Linked DNA regions of Homo sapiens: region 1 is linked to region 2. A link is a contact called in ENCODE Hi-C data. All regions are on one chromosome and are shown on one strand. The core of a region is the stretch at or near the end of the contact, and the rest is flanking DNA. Distances in the headings are between cores, read along the strand shown.

Region 1 (6,282 bases), core at 3,570-6,069, 730 kb before region 2:
CTTTAACTTCCAGGAAGCAGCTATGGCTGCCACTCCATTCCAGGTCCTGAGCTTATGTTTTTGCAAAGAAAGCATTCAATTGAATATATAGTGTTCAGGCTTTTGCATAATGATTTTAGCTTCCCTTAGGTCCTCATTGCTTTGGCTTTGGCTGTTCATGCAGTGGTTTTAGGAGAGCTGAGCATTTTAAGCAGTGACCTGTATCACATCTGATGCAGATGTGGTGATCTGGTGCAGTGGTCAGTTTTAGGGGAGAGCTTTAAAAAGTGTACTCTGTATTGCTTGAAACCTGGAGTAGGGGAGGCTGTGTTTCTCCCCTCCACACTGCTGCTGGGAAAGGAACTGGGAGAGGAATGAGGCGGGTGTTTGTTATTTCCCCTGGCTGCAGCTGGCTTATCTACTCTGAGTGGTCATTCTCCCTGACACCATATTTTAACTTTCTTTTTATTATGAGTGCAAGACCTCTGGTCAAGCATCATACATGTGCATGGTGGTTTATCCTGATTTGGAAGGGGAACATTATCGAAGCTCTGGAGTTTCTCTTCTTGGGACAGATGAGATGTGAAATAACAAATGTGGCGTGTGAGCAACCCAGCTGTCATTTCTAAGGCCCGAAGGCATAGTATTTTCTTCATCTTTTTAACTCTCGAATCAGATGTTTTCCCCACGTGCTCTGTAGAGACTGTCACTCACTTCCACATTACTCCAGTGGAGGGTTGAAGCAAGGTTTCTCTACTGTCCCCTGCTCATAACCAAGCATTTGGCTTATGGAATAAAACCTAGATCATTAAACTAGGTCAGGTTGGACTGCCTCAAAGCCACCTTCCTCTGATTGGTGTGTCTCATAATAAGCTTTCCAGGGATGGGGTCTGAGACACCTCCAGGCAAGCTGGGCTTGTCTGCTTTCCTTTGAAGCCCACTTTAATTTTTGTAGTGATGCCAAATAGGAGAAATGGAAAATGGGAAAGAAGGAAAAATGACTCAGAAGCTTAACAATCCAGGGAGAATCATAAATACACTTTCAAGGAACTCAAACACTGAAACACTGAAAGCATGGCAGTCATTTATACTTTGTTTTGATAGCATTTCTTTTTGTTTTGTTTCGTTTCTGTTTTTGAGATGGAGTCTTGCCCTGTTGCCCAGGCTGGAGTGCAGTGGCGCAGTCTCGGCTCACTGCAGCCTCTGCCTCCTAGGTTCAACCGATTCTCCTGCCTCAGCCTCCCAAGTTTCTGGGACTACAGTCACGAGCCGCCACGCCTGGCTAATTTTTGTATTTAATAGAGTCCAGGTTTCGCCATATTGGCCAGGCATTTCATGTCCCTTCTTGGAGCTGGTGATTGGAGCAGATACTCTCACCTGTGGAAGCTCTGTGATGTCAATAATTTCGTTTCTTAATAAACCAAAAGCCTCCATGTTATCTGACATAGATAAGATTATTCCAGAATGACACCCTGAAAAATAAAGGTTCCATCTGGATGTGCTCAGAAAGTAAATAAACGTAGCCCCAGGGTTGCAGTTTTGGATCTCTTCCATTAGGCATGGTCAGAAAGGGTCAAGGCATTCTTTAACTTGAGTGGGTAAGAGTGTCTTATAATCCCCATGGTTCGGTGGACATCTGCTGTTCAGTTCTAAATCTCTGATTGAGATTGATGAGGAGAATCATAGTGTTTTCAGCGCTTAACCTAGCAAGGGCTGTTGACCGTGAATGTTCTCTCTGAACATCGTTAGCTTTGCTGTCTCTGTTCCCATCGTATCATGTTAAGTGCAATGAGGCGGATGCTCTAAATGGGAGAGGGATGTCTGAGTGTGTCATTCTTAGAGGTGACTATTTTTAAATGGTGTGATTAGTCCACTTCGTTATTGGTCACTTGCATGGTTTGGAAAATAAAGTGATGAGAAAACTTTAACCCATTTTTCTTTGTGTGTGCTAATGTCTTTATTCCAAAAAGGTTACATAGTTTAATAGATGTCTCTAGAAATTGACTTTATCATGTTCGTACGTTCTATGAAGGATATTAACTTAAAGTTTGCTTAAATTGGTTATTATAATAAGATAATGAAATAAACAATTTAATGCCTGGCAATGCAAAAATAAATGAGTAAATAAACCAAAACTCCACAGGGTCCCTGCTGGCTCACAATCTGTTACCTTTTATTGCTTAGAAAAAGAGCTGTTTTGAATCCACCACTGCATCTACCCTATGCACTACGTGGGGTAGTGAGTAGTAAACAACCAGGGAACCATTTCATCCACCGGTAGGTTTGGGATTAGATCACAATGGATTTTTAAAAGATAGTTGTTTTCTCCCACTGCTTTTTTTTTTTTTTTTTTTAACCTCTGAATAAGTGCAGCATGCAATAAGAGCTCCTTCGCCACTTCCATCCCCAGGACACAACTTTGTTCTTATACTGGGAAAATACTGTGGTTCATTATCCAAGGTTCTAAGTGTTCCTTTTAATCTTTTCCAAACCCCTATAGTCACTAATGGTGTATCTTGTTGTCTGCCACCAAAATTTAAGAATATGTAATAAATTAAGGATGGTTCTGCATTGCCTCTTATCTGACTAGCATCTGTGGGTGTCAGCTGCCAACAAGTAGCTCGGGTGTCTGGGCCGCTCCTGAATGGTCACAAGCTGACACACTGTCTTCTGATAAAAGGTACCTTCAAATATGCATGCAATTTTCAGTATAAATTTTGTATGCTTAAACACTTCCTGTAAGAGAATCACTCGACCTAATAAAATGACTTCACTGGGACTTTTTTAAAGCTGGATATAAATATCACTAGAAATTATATAGCTACCATAAATACTTCACTCTGAGCTTTGCTGAGCATGTTCAGAATGTGTCTGGCCACATTTGTGAAGATAGTGAAATCCGAGCTTGTCCCAGAGGGAAGGACATGGCGGGGAGGTGTTTAGTCAAAGAGGGTCGCCAGTCCTCCCTGGGAAACTGTAAAGTAATGGCTAAACCCCAGCATGGTTTCAATGGTGATAAAGGAACGGTCGTTCTTTTAGTTCTTATCTAATCAACTATTGTCGTTTTTATAATACGTGTACATAATCTCATTTAAAAGTCTACATGTCTGAGTTCAGACATACCTTGCTAAGACTCATGTTCAAACAGAATACATATCTGTTCTCGAGAGAGTATGAATATGTGGACAGCAAGACAACAGAAATCAAAGCATTGTCATCTTTTGTACTTTAATGAAACATTTTATTCTGATGCTGTACAAGGTGCTAAAAAATCTATAGCTGAGATAACATTTGAATAGAGTGAAGTATTTATTTTATTGCTTTAAAGCTCCAATTGTAGAAAAAGCTTAGCCTGTAGTTGTGGCGGTGGAGGTGGTGGTGGTGGTGGTGATGGCAGTGGTGATGGCAGCAGTGGTGGTGATGGTAACGGGGAAGGTGGTCAGTGTTGAACCTGAGACAAGTGATGTCAAAATGCTGAAGTCCTTCTTTAAGATCAAGAGATGACTCTCACCTCATGCACATTCCTTTTTATTTTGTACAACACCGATGCTTACAAAGAGATAAAATAATACAATTTTTTTTACTGTGGTTTCACATTTGCTATTTTATTTTACTGTTTTTAATTTTACAATGAGATCTTGATGCCGGGTTTCATATACGTAACTAGCTGTCATTAATTGCTTAGAATGTGTTGTGTCCGTTTCTTTGTTTTGTCATCTGCTTGTCTGATAGATCAGAGAGTGGAATGGTTAACAGAGGAATCACTGAGGTAGGGGAGGGTGTTTCAGACTAATTGATGTGGATACTGAGTATACAGTGCTGATTTGGTGTCTGTTGTATTACCATTTTCTAAGACTTCCTCCAAGGTGTCTCTTTGTTAATATGATGTCTCCCCATCCTGCTGGAAAACCCAGCTTAATAAACAGAACAAATGTGACCCCTCACCTTTTCCTGACCTTAATCCTCTGCAATTAAGTCAGATCCCTTGCTGCCATTGTTGGATTGCTCCCGTCATGTGCAGATATATACTCACGGTCCCATAAATCGTTCAGAATTAGAAGGCGTGCTCTGCATCTGACCTGATGGCTCATATACACCCACAGCCACCACAATTGGCAAACAGTGGTGGTTTATTTTGAGGTTGGTATAAGAGGCTGTGTCCGATGGCTGTGAGTGGCAGCTAAGAACTGAGATTCTCATGTCATGTGGCCTCAACTCTTGTCTCCTCTCTCAGACTGCTCACTAGAAGCTCAGCCCAAATATGTTAGAGGTGGGAAGCGTTACGGACGAAGGTCCTTGCCCGAGTTCCAAGAGTCCGTGGAGGAGTTTCCTGAAGTGACGGTGATTGAGCCACTGGATGAAGAAGCGCGGCCTTCACACATCCCAGCCGGTGACTGCAGTGAGGTAAGGAATCGGGCATGCACGTTCATCTGGATCATGAGTGTGGAGCCCCACGTCAGTGCAGCACAGAGACAGGGGAGCTGAGGGGGTTGATGGCACGATGTGGGCTTTTCTCAGTTACCAACTCCTTGCTAATCTTATTACTTGCCTTTTGGACATATATAATGTTTCTATCTTTTGAATGTTTTTACCTCGTTTCAGCTTTTGGAGAGCTGACATTTCTGTGCATGCGTCATGTACACATTTAGAGTTCAGGTATTTCCACATCATCTGAGGTCTCCCACTTCTAGTTCTTGAATATCTCTCTCCTCTATAGCATGATCATTTTTAGTTATTTAAAAGGCGAACCAGCTCCTCCCCCTCCCTTGCCCCAAACTATAAAACAGCATCTGTAGCAGGAAATGAAAGCAACGCGTTCAGGCATTTTGAAAGCCTGCATCTTATCTTTTGTAGTGTGATAAAGCAGCTCGAACACTTGGTTTTTGCCTCAAGATACTGAGCCTGGGGTGCTTTCCAGTGCCCAGCAGTTGCCATGGTTCTTTCTGCTGGATTCCTTGCACCCAGGCCTGTCTCGTTCTCCAGCATGTGGAGAGTCGCCAGCCTCCCTCATCCCCCATCTTTTCATTTTGCATATTGCCATAATCTACCAATAAAGGAGGTTCAGTAACATTTTCTTTATTCTTTCTTTATGGCTCATTTACCAGCATCCCATTTATAGAACATGATTGAAAATGCCATGCTGAGCAAGCTGTAAATATTTCTTGCAAATCCCAGCTCAGACTGGGGCTACAGATATTTCAGATACTAATATAAATTGGAAAAGAAACAAAGCGCCTCAACTTTCTGAAAGTGGTCTGTAGATTGCCAGTGGACTCTGTGTGTGTGTGTGTGTGTGTGTGTGTGTGTGCGCGTGCACCTGTGTGTTCATTGTGGTCTAACATCCATGTTCAGCTTACTGAAATCTACAGGAAGCTTGCTCCCAATAATGGCCCCAGCAATCAGACATCCAGTGTCCTCCTCAACTTTCCAGAATACCCCAAAATCCAAAAATAACAAAAAAGAGCCCAAGTGTTGAGCCCAAGTGTTGGCAATAAATACGGAAATTTATAAGGACACATGACCAGTCTGCTGATCGGGGTCTGCATCATTTTTTTTTAAAAAAACAAATGACACTTGTCCTTCACCACAAGTGAAGCAGCAGTGGCAGAAATGTTATTGAGAAGAGAGGGAGAAAAGCAACTAAAAGAGAGAAGAGAGAAAAAAAAAACCCACAAAAGTGGTATAAGAGTAGTGTGGATGAGAAGTGACAGCTGAAAATAGAAAAAGCCAAAAGCAGAAAAAGCTGAGAACAGTTTCAGGAGTCCTTCTCCTTTCTTGGGTCTCTTTGCGAATTGAGATAGGGGTCTTTCCCCAGTAAAACACATATACTCATATGCACAAAAATTTTACATATACAATCTCAGGGATGCAAGTAATTTACATACTTCAGTTAGTACAGTGTTCGTAATAGTTTTCTTATTGTCAGGAAGGGTATCATAAAGTCTGTTCTATAACCCTGAGTGGTGTGGAATGTACTTCTTTATGAAAAAAATGGTTAAATGTCTCAGTACTTGAGCAGGTAAGTTTTTGTTATTTGGAAAACACTTTTAAGTTTAATAACTCATTTCCCCAACTATTTCAGTCCCCAGGGTATTATTTGGTACTAAGAAAGTAAATGCTTACTTTTTTTTTGACATGAGTTTCTAGTCCTCATCTAGGAATACGCAGAAAGCTGTTGGGCAGAGCTGACTTTGTTGCTGGCAACATGTTTCTTATATCCTTGTTATATGTTATCTACTGGTGCCCAGGGAGATTTACTATTTTTAAAGTGAGACTTTGATTTCATGTATAAATAAAGATAAG
Region 2 (6,224 bases), core at 2,648-5,147:
CCTGCCTCAGCCTCCTGAGTAGCTGGGATTACAGGTGCCCACCACCACGCCTGGCTAATTTTTGTATTTTTAGTAGAGAGGGGGTTTCGCCATGTTGGTCAGGCTGGTCTCGAACTCCTAACCTCAGGTGATCCACCTGCTTCAGTTCCCCAAAGTGTTGGGATTACAGGTGTGAGCCACCATGCCCGGCTTTTTCACCAATCTTGAGAGCTTGTTTGGAGGTTCTGGCAGGGGAGCACAGGTACTCGTATACCTTTGACCAAAGAAGGACCAGTCCTCCTCTATCAGGGATGGCCGTCCTCTTCGATTGAGAGCACCGCTTCAGGAGGGAGGCACATAGAGCAGTGAGGGAGGAAGGGGATACCTGCCTAGCCAGCCAGATCAGCCGAATCAACCCTGGCGATCAATGGAGTGACAGATGTCACAGCCAGATCACCCTGCATCCATTTTCACAAATCTTAACAATTACTCCATGGCATGTTATGAAAATATTATTTTTGCTCCTTTGGAGAGCTGCACAGCCTTCCATTATGTGTGTGGATAGGCCATAATTTATTCAACCAGTTCCCTCTCTTGGGTTGCTGCCAGTCCTTTGCTTATTACAACAGTGCAATGATCACGCTTGTGTGTGTTTTTGTGTTTTTGCTAGCATGTCTTTGGGAAGGACTCCTGGGCAGTCACTGCTGCTGCCCCATCTCGGCAAATGCTCGGCAAGCCCCTCAGGCTGGTTAAGAGACATCGAGTGCTAACCCTATCTTCCACAGCTTCTTTCCACACAGTTGACCAGGCTTTGCCCGCAGAGGCAGCAATAAGAAGGTGGCCTCTACCTCACTGTGGTCCTTCAGATCTCATCCCAGTGCATCTTGTTGGGAGCACCTAATGCCTAAGCAGAATTCTAGCTGCAAAGGAATCTGGAAACATAGGTTTTAGTGTTCTTGTCTCTGTCATACAGGAAGGCTCACAGTGGGTGGGAGTGCCAGGCACCACATCCAGCTCACCAACTTCATTCCTTTCCTTTACAAATGAGAATACTGAGTCATGGAAGGGTTTTATTTGCTTAAGATCACAGAACTGGTTCACGGCCAACAGCCCCAGCTTTCGCCCTTCACTGTCTATGCAGTTTGTCCCTGGTGAGTTAGACTTTCATTGACCAAACACCTTAGTAAAACAGGAACCATTCCATACACTGTGAGCTTTTTGTTTTCTCCATGTGACAAAACACACCCCTTCAAAGCCTCCCTTTGGATGTATTATAATCATTGAGTAACGTTGTGGGCTGAACCCTGTCCTGCCTCCCCTTCCCCAATTCATATGTTGAGGTTCTAACCCCCGGTACCTCAGAGTGTGACCGTGTGGGGAAATGGGGTCTTTGCAGAGGTAACCAAATTAAAATGAGGTCATCAGCGTGGGCCCTAATCCAATAGGACTGTTGTCCTTATAGGAAGAGGACACTGGAACACAAACAGTAGGGAGGAAGATGATAAAAGGACACTGGAATAAGACGGTCATCTACAAACCTGGCAGAACCAGGGACAGGTCCTTCCCTCACAGCCCTCAGAAGAAACGAACCCCGTCAACACCTGGATCTCAGATTTCTAGCTTCTGAAACTAAAACATATATTTCTATTGTTTAAGCCACCCAGTCTGTGGTGCTTTGCTATGGGCCCCATAGCAAACTAATACAGTAACTAAGATCTGGTAAGAAAAAAGAAACACGTATCCAGGAGACCAAAGTAGCCTCTTTTATAAATTGCTGCGTTCAGTGTTTCTGTCCACATTCATTTCTGCAGCTGCCTCCCCTCTTGATGTTTCTGGTAAGCAGACTCTGGTATCTTCCCCTAAGAGGGACTCTCTTTCAGAAAATGCTTCCTGCATCTCGCATAGTTCAGAAGCCTCTGGAGTGGTGAATTGGCTGCAGCTTCCAATGGTGATAGCATCACCAGCCCTCACAGAAGGGCAATCTGAGCACCTCAGAGCTTTTGCCTCATTGGGCACCCAATGAGGATTGTCTCTCTCTTTTCCACCCTTCCTCTTGGGGAGCTGTGGCCATCTTACCCTAAATGTATTTTCCCCCATTTTCAGAGGAGGCAAATGTGGCATGCCAAATGCATTTTTAGTGACTGAGATCTTAAACGTATTTTCCATCTGTGCTAGGTCATTACGTCGTTAAACCCCTTGATATTTTAATGATTTTTATGGTCAAGCGATGCATAGGTTTGTTCAAGTTATTATTCTCTACATGTGCCATTGCTCATAAGATGCTCCAGCAAGAGCCCGCCGAAGGCTCATTTAATACATGGCACTGTTCTCAACGTGTCCTTTCTCGGCAGCCCAACCCCGGCACTGGCAATGGTCACAGCAGAGCATATCACACCAGGCTTTGGGTGTAAAGACGGAGAGTACAGTTCAAATGACGCCTGCAAATCCCTTCAGAAATTGCCGTGTTGGAGACCCTGACACCATTTCTCACTAAGCATAGGACGGGCTCTCTCTCCGGTGCAGAAGCAGAGTGTTGTCTCTTCAGTAAAGCCCCAGGACAGGACTGGCCTGTGTCTAGGGGCCATGCTAGTATTATACAAAGGCTTGCTAGTGCTCACGTATGAGAATGAGGCAGGAACCAACATCTATTGGGAACAGCAGATTTATATCCCCTTATTGAGTGAAATGGGCAGAATTGCCTACACTATTTAAATGTTCTCTCTCTCTCTCTCTCTCTCTCTCTCTCTCTCTCTCTCTCTCTCTCAGTTCAGCCTTACTAAACATACAGCAGTGTACAGCATGGCTGGATATAATATGGCAGACACAGACAGGACTGGACAATGGTCCAGGATACCCAGGTTTCAAAGTCACAAGCCTTTCAGAGATTGCTAATGCAAAAGGACTTAGGAGGCGGTAGACTTAAAGCAGGTAGAAGTCCTTGCCTTCTCTGGGCTTCAGTTTCCTCACCTGTAAGATGCATGCTTTTGAGTAGGATGATCCCAAGGCTCCCTTCTGCACCCCCTGACATTTGGTGAGTTTGCAGCCGAGAAAGACTGGCCACCTGGGACAGCCTCAATGACCCAGTGGCCTCCTAGAAAAGCACCAGCCCCCTCCTGTCTCCTCCTGGGAATGTCATAAGACAGAGTTTGGTAAGAGTAAGAACAAAGATGAGAAATGGCTTCTCTAGAGGACGCCTGGAAATCCATTCTACTTGCCTCCTGTGTCTCTTCAGTTGAGCAGATCTTAATCTAGCACCTGCTAAAGACAGAGTGCTGAGTTCTAACCCCTGGCACTTCAGAGTGTGACTGTGTGGGGAAATGGGGTCTTTACAGAGGTAATCAAATTAAGATGTCAGTAGGGCGGGCCCTAATCCAAGAGGACGGTCATCCTTATAGGAAGAGGAAAATGGGACACAAACAGTACAGAGGGAAGACAATAAGAAGACATTTCTTATCATTTAATAAAACAATCAAACTTATATCAAGGTTGGAGTTTCACAATGTCAGGGACAGTTCTCAATGGGCTGTGTTTGTTAGGTACTGGAAAAGTAAAGAAGTTATATAAACTGTCCCTGACATTGTGGAACTCCCAGTCTTAGTATAAGTTTGAATGTTTTATTAAAATGGAGAAAACTGAGTGTTTGGTTTTGGTTGGGGGTGAAACCCATTGGGAACAACTCTATGGCATATCAGGGCTTCTTTCTGAATGAATTTCTAGATTTACATCTCTTCGTGGCTGTGGTCATCATTAGTGCTGTTTACCAGATATTTCCAGTTCCCTTTCTACTGAGTAGATAGTAGATCCATTTGTCTTTGAGCCACTAAAATTAGGTGTGGCTATGTGGCTTGCTTTGCTGATGAAATGTGAACAGAAGTCATGGGTTTCGCTTTCAGGCAAAAGCCTGAAGAACCATCACATGCTCTCCCCGTGGTTCCTTTTTGGTGCTACGGTAGTGAGTAATAATCTAGAGGGTGGAGGCTGGCTAGCCTGTGTCTCTGGATGAGGATGAAGTGGAGTAGAGACCTTGCTGATCCATGAGGGACATGGAAGATGAGCAAGAAACGAGCCTTTGTGGGTTTAAGCCATGGAGATTTACAAAACCTTTTATTATTGAAAATTTCAAATATATATGTATATATACAATACAATATATATATGCATATATATAATATCAAACCTGTTGTACCCATTACTCAGCTTCAGCAATGATCAGTGCTCAAATATCAATGATCAATGTGTAAAGCCTCTGTGATTTGGAAATTTTTTGTTGCTACAGCACAACCCAGACAGACCCCACCGAAAATGAGAGGAAAGAATGTGGTTTTACAGAAACATGAGACGAGCGACAAGGAGCTAAAGAGAGTGGACACAAAATGCTTGAGATTTGATTTGTATGCTCTATTTTTAAAAATGTGTATGCTTTTAGTAATTCAGGAGAGCTGAACATCTGCTTGAATTAGTTGAAGTAAAAGATGCTTGTCTTAGTCCATTTGGGTTGCTAGGACAGGAATCCACAGACTGGATAGACATTTATTTCCCACAGTTCTGGAGGCTGGGAGGTCTGAGATCAAGGCGCTGGCAGATTTGGTGTCTGGTGAGGGCTGGATTTCTGGTTCATAGAGAGCGCCTTCTCCCAGAGTCCTCTTGTGGCAGAAGGGGTTTCTTTCATAAGGGCTTTAATCCCCTCCATTAAAGGGCTCTTCAGGGCTCTGTCCCCAAGACCGAATCACCTCCCAAAGCCCCACCTCCAAACACCGTCACCCTGGGGCCTAGGATTTCCACCTGTGAATTTTACCTAGCATTGCTGGACACTCAGAGTGGGCCTGCTTTGTGGACTCCTGTCCCTTCATCTCCACCTAAGGCCACCTCCTCCAGCTCACCCTCCAGCACTCCTGGTAGCTGGCACTTAGCTTCTCATGAGCTCTGCGATGTGTTTTCTGTGGAGAGAGATGGAAGCCCTGTGGCCTTGTGCAGGGACCTACCTCAGCTTTCTGGGCCCGGCTTTGCACATCTGGCCTCATGAAGGACGTGTAGCTGCTGCGGACTTCAGGGGCAGCTCCAGAGAGTTAGGCCTGCTGAACGGTTAAGTCCTGTTCTTTCCACAGAGCCAGTTTGATGTAGTGCATTTTAAGTCACACGGGGACCTTGAGGCACATGTTTTGTTATCCCTTAGGTATACTTGTTGCAATGATAGTAGTGTAGCAAAATATCCCAGCAAAACCTCCACTGGTGGCTGAGCCCACTGAGGACCTGTGTTTGCTGGGTTAACTTTCTCTCTGTGTAGTTCCTAAAGGACCGGAGTGTGTTGCCCAGCTACCCATGCTTTTCTGCTAGTCTACTGGACTGCCACGGAGCTGGCACTGCTACTGTTATTCTGATTTTGTAGTGTAGGTAATTGGGCAAGTCTCCCCTCTACTCTTCTTTGTAAAAGTTAATTATTTCTCCATTGAGTTTCTCAAAAAGAAATCCAGTTGGAATTTTGATTAGCATTGCATTAAATTTATAGGTTCATTGTTCATATAACTAGGTCTTTATAAATGTCATCCAAAGTAAGTCATCTTACATGAGGTCATCCTACCCAAAATGTGGAATGTACTCTATTTATTCAGATCATTTTATGTTTCCTTATTAGAATTTAAGACATGTTTTTAGAAGTTTTGGGTATTCTTGGCTATTACCTAGATATATTTTGTAATTCTTGCTGCTATTGTAAATGGTATCTTTTTAATAATATTTTTCAGCAGTTATTGTGGGTGGACAGAGATGTTGTTGATTTTTGCAGGTAGATTTTGTGTCTGGTGAACTTGCTGAACCTTCTGAGTTCTAATTGGTTTGAATCTGTTTTTTCTTTTTCTTTTTTTGAGACAGGGTCTCTGTCACCTAGGCTGGATGCAGTGGCACGATTTTGGTTCACTGCAACCTCTGCCTCCTGGGCTCAGTTGATCCTCCCACTCAGCCTTTGGAGTAGCTGGGACCACAGACATGTGCCATGATGCCTGGCTAATTTTTTGTAGAGGTAGGGTTTTGCCATGTTGCCCAGGCTGGTCTTGAACTCCTGAGTTCAAAGCAATCTGCCCATATCAGCTTCCCACAGTGCTGGGATTACAGGCATGAGCCACTGCACTGGGCCTGAATCTGTTTTTTCTAAATTGACAGGTTACTTTGTTTTTTTACTGCTACAGTAAGAAGCACCCTCCCCCAACCCCAGTTAATCTCTGTGATAGGTGGGGGTGGGGCTTAGGGGA

What was found. A loop is a pair of places that touch in the nucleus more often than their neighbours do. Pooled maps may share reads with other maps.
Region 1: a map with no recorded cell type shows a loop between it and region 2 (21-fold over the local background). The contact joins two enhancer-like sites. A Hi-C loop is called at or near these places in 3 of 37 single-sample maps with no recorded cell type and 2 of 50 pooled maps.

What each region holds. Positions count from the first base shown.
Region 1 is chr14:50,790,813-50,797,094 of GRCh38, reverse strand. It overlaps NIN (ninein), which reads left to right. Exons shown (of 31, transcript NM_020921.4): 5 at 4,214-4,383. Among named protein-coding and RNA genes, the nearest start is that of NIN, 37 kb to the left of the region's middle. RefSeq lists an enhancer at 4,970-5,019 and a silencer at 5,762-5,821. Within about 2 kb of position 4,819, at least 11 of the 41 ENCODE cell types and tissues checked have a DNase peak (open chromatin) inside an H3K27ac peak, as active enhancers do.
Region 2 is chr14:50,062,789-50,069,012 of GRCh38, reverse strand. The region is part of intron 2 of LINC01599 (long intergenic non-protein coding RNA 1599); the gene reads left to right. It also overlaps the pseudogene RN7SKP193. Among named protein-coding and RNA genes, the nearest start is that of LINC01599, 39 kb to the left of the region's middle. RefSeq lists enhancers at 3,689-4,048, 4,419-4,468, 6,024-6,224. Within about 2 kb of position 3,897, at least 8 of the 41 ENCODE cell types and tissues checked have a DNase peak (open chromatin) inside an H3K27ac peak, as active enhancers do.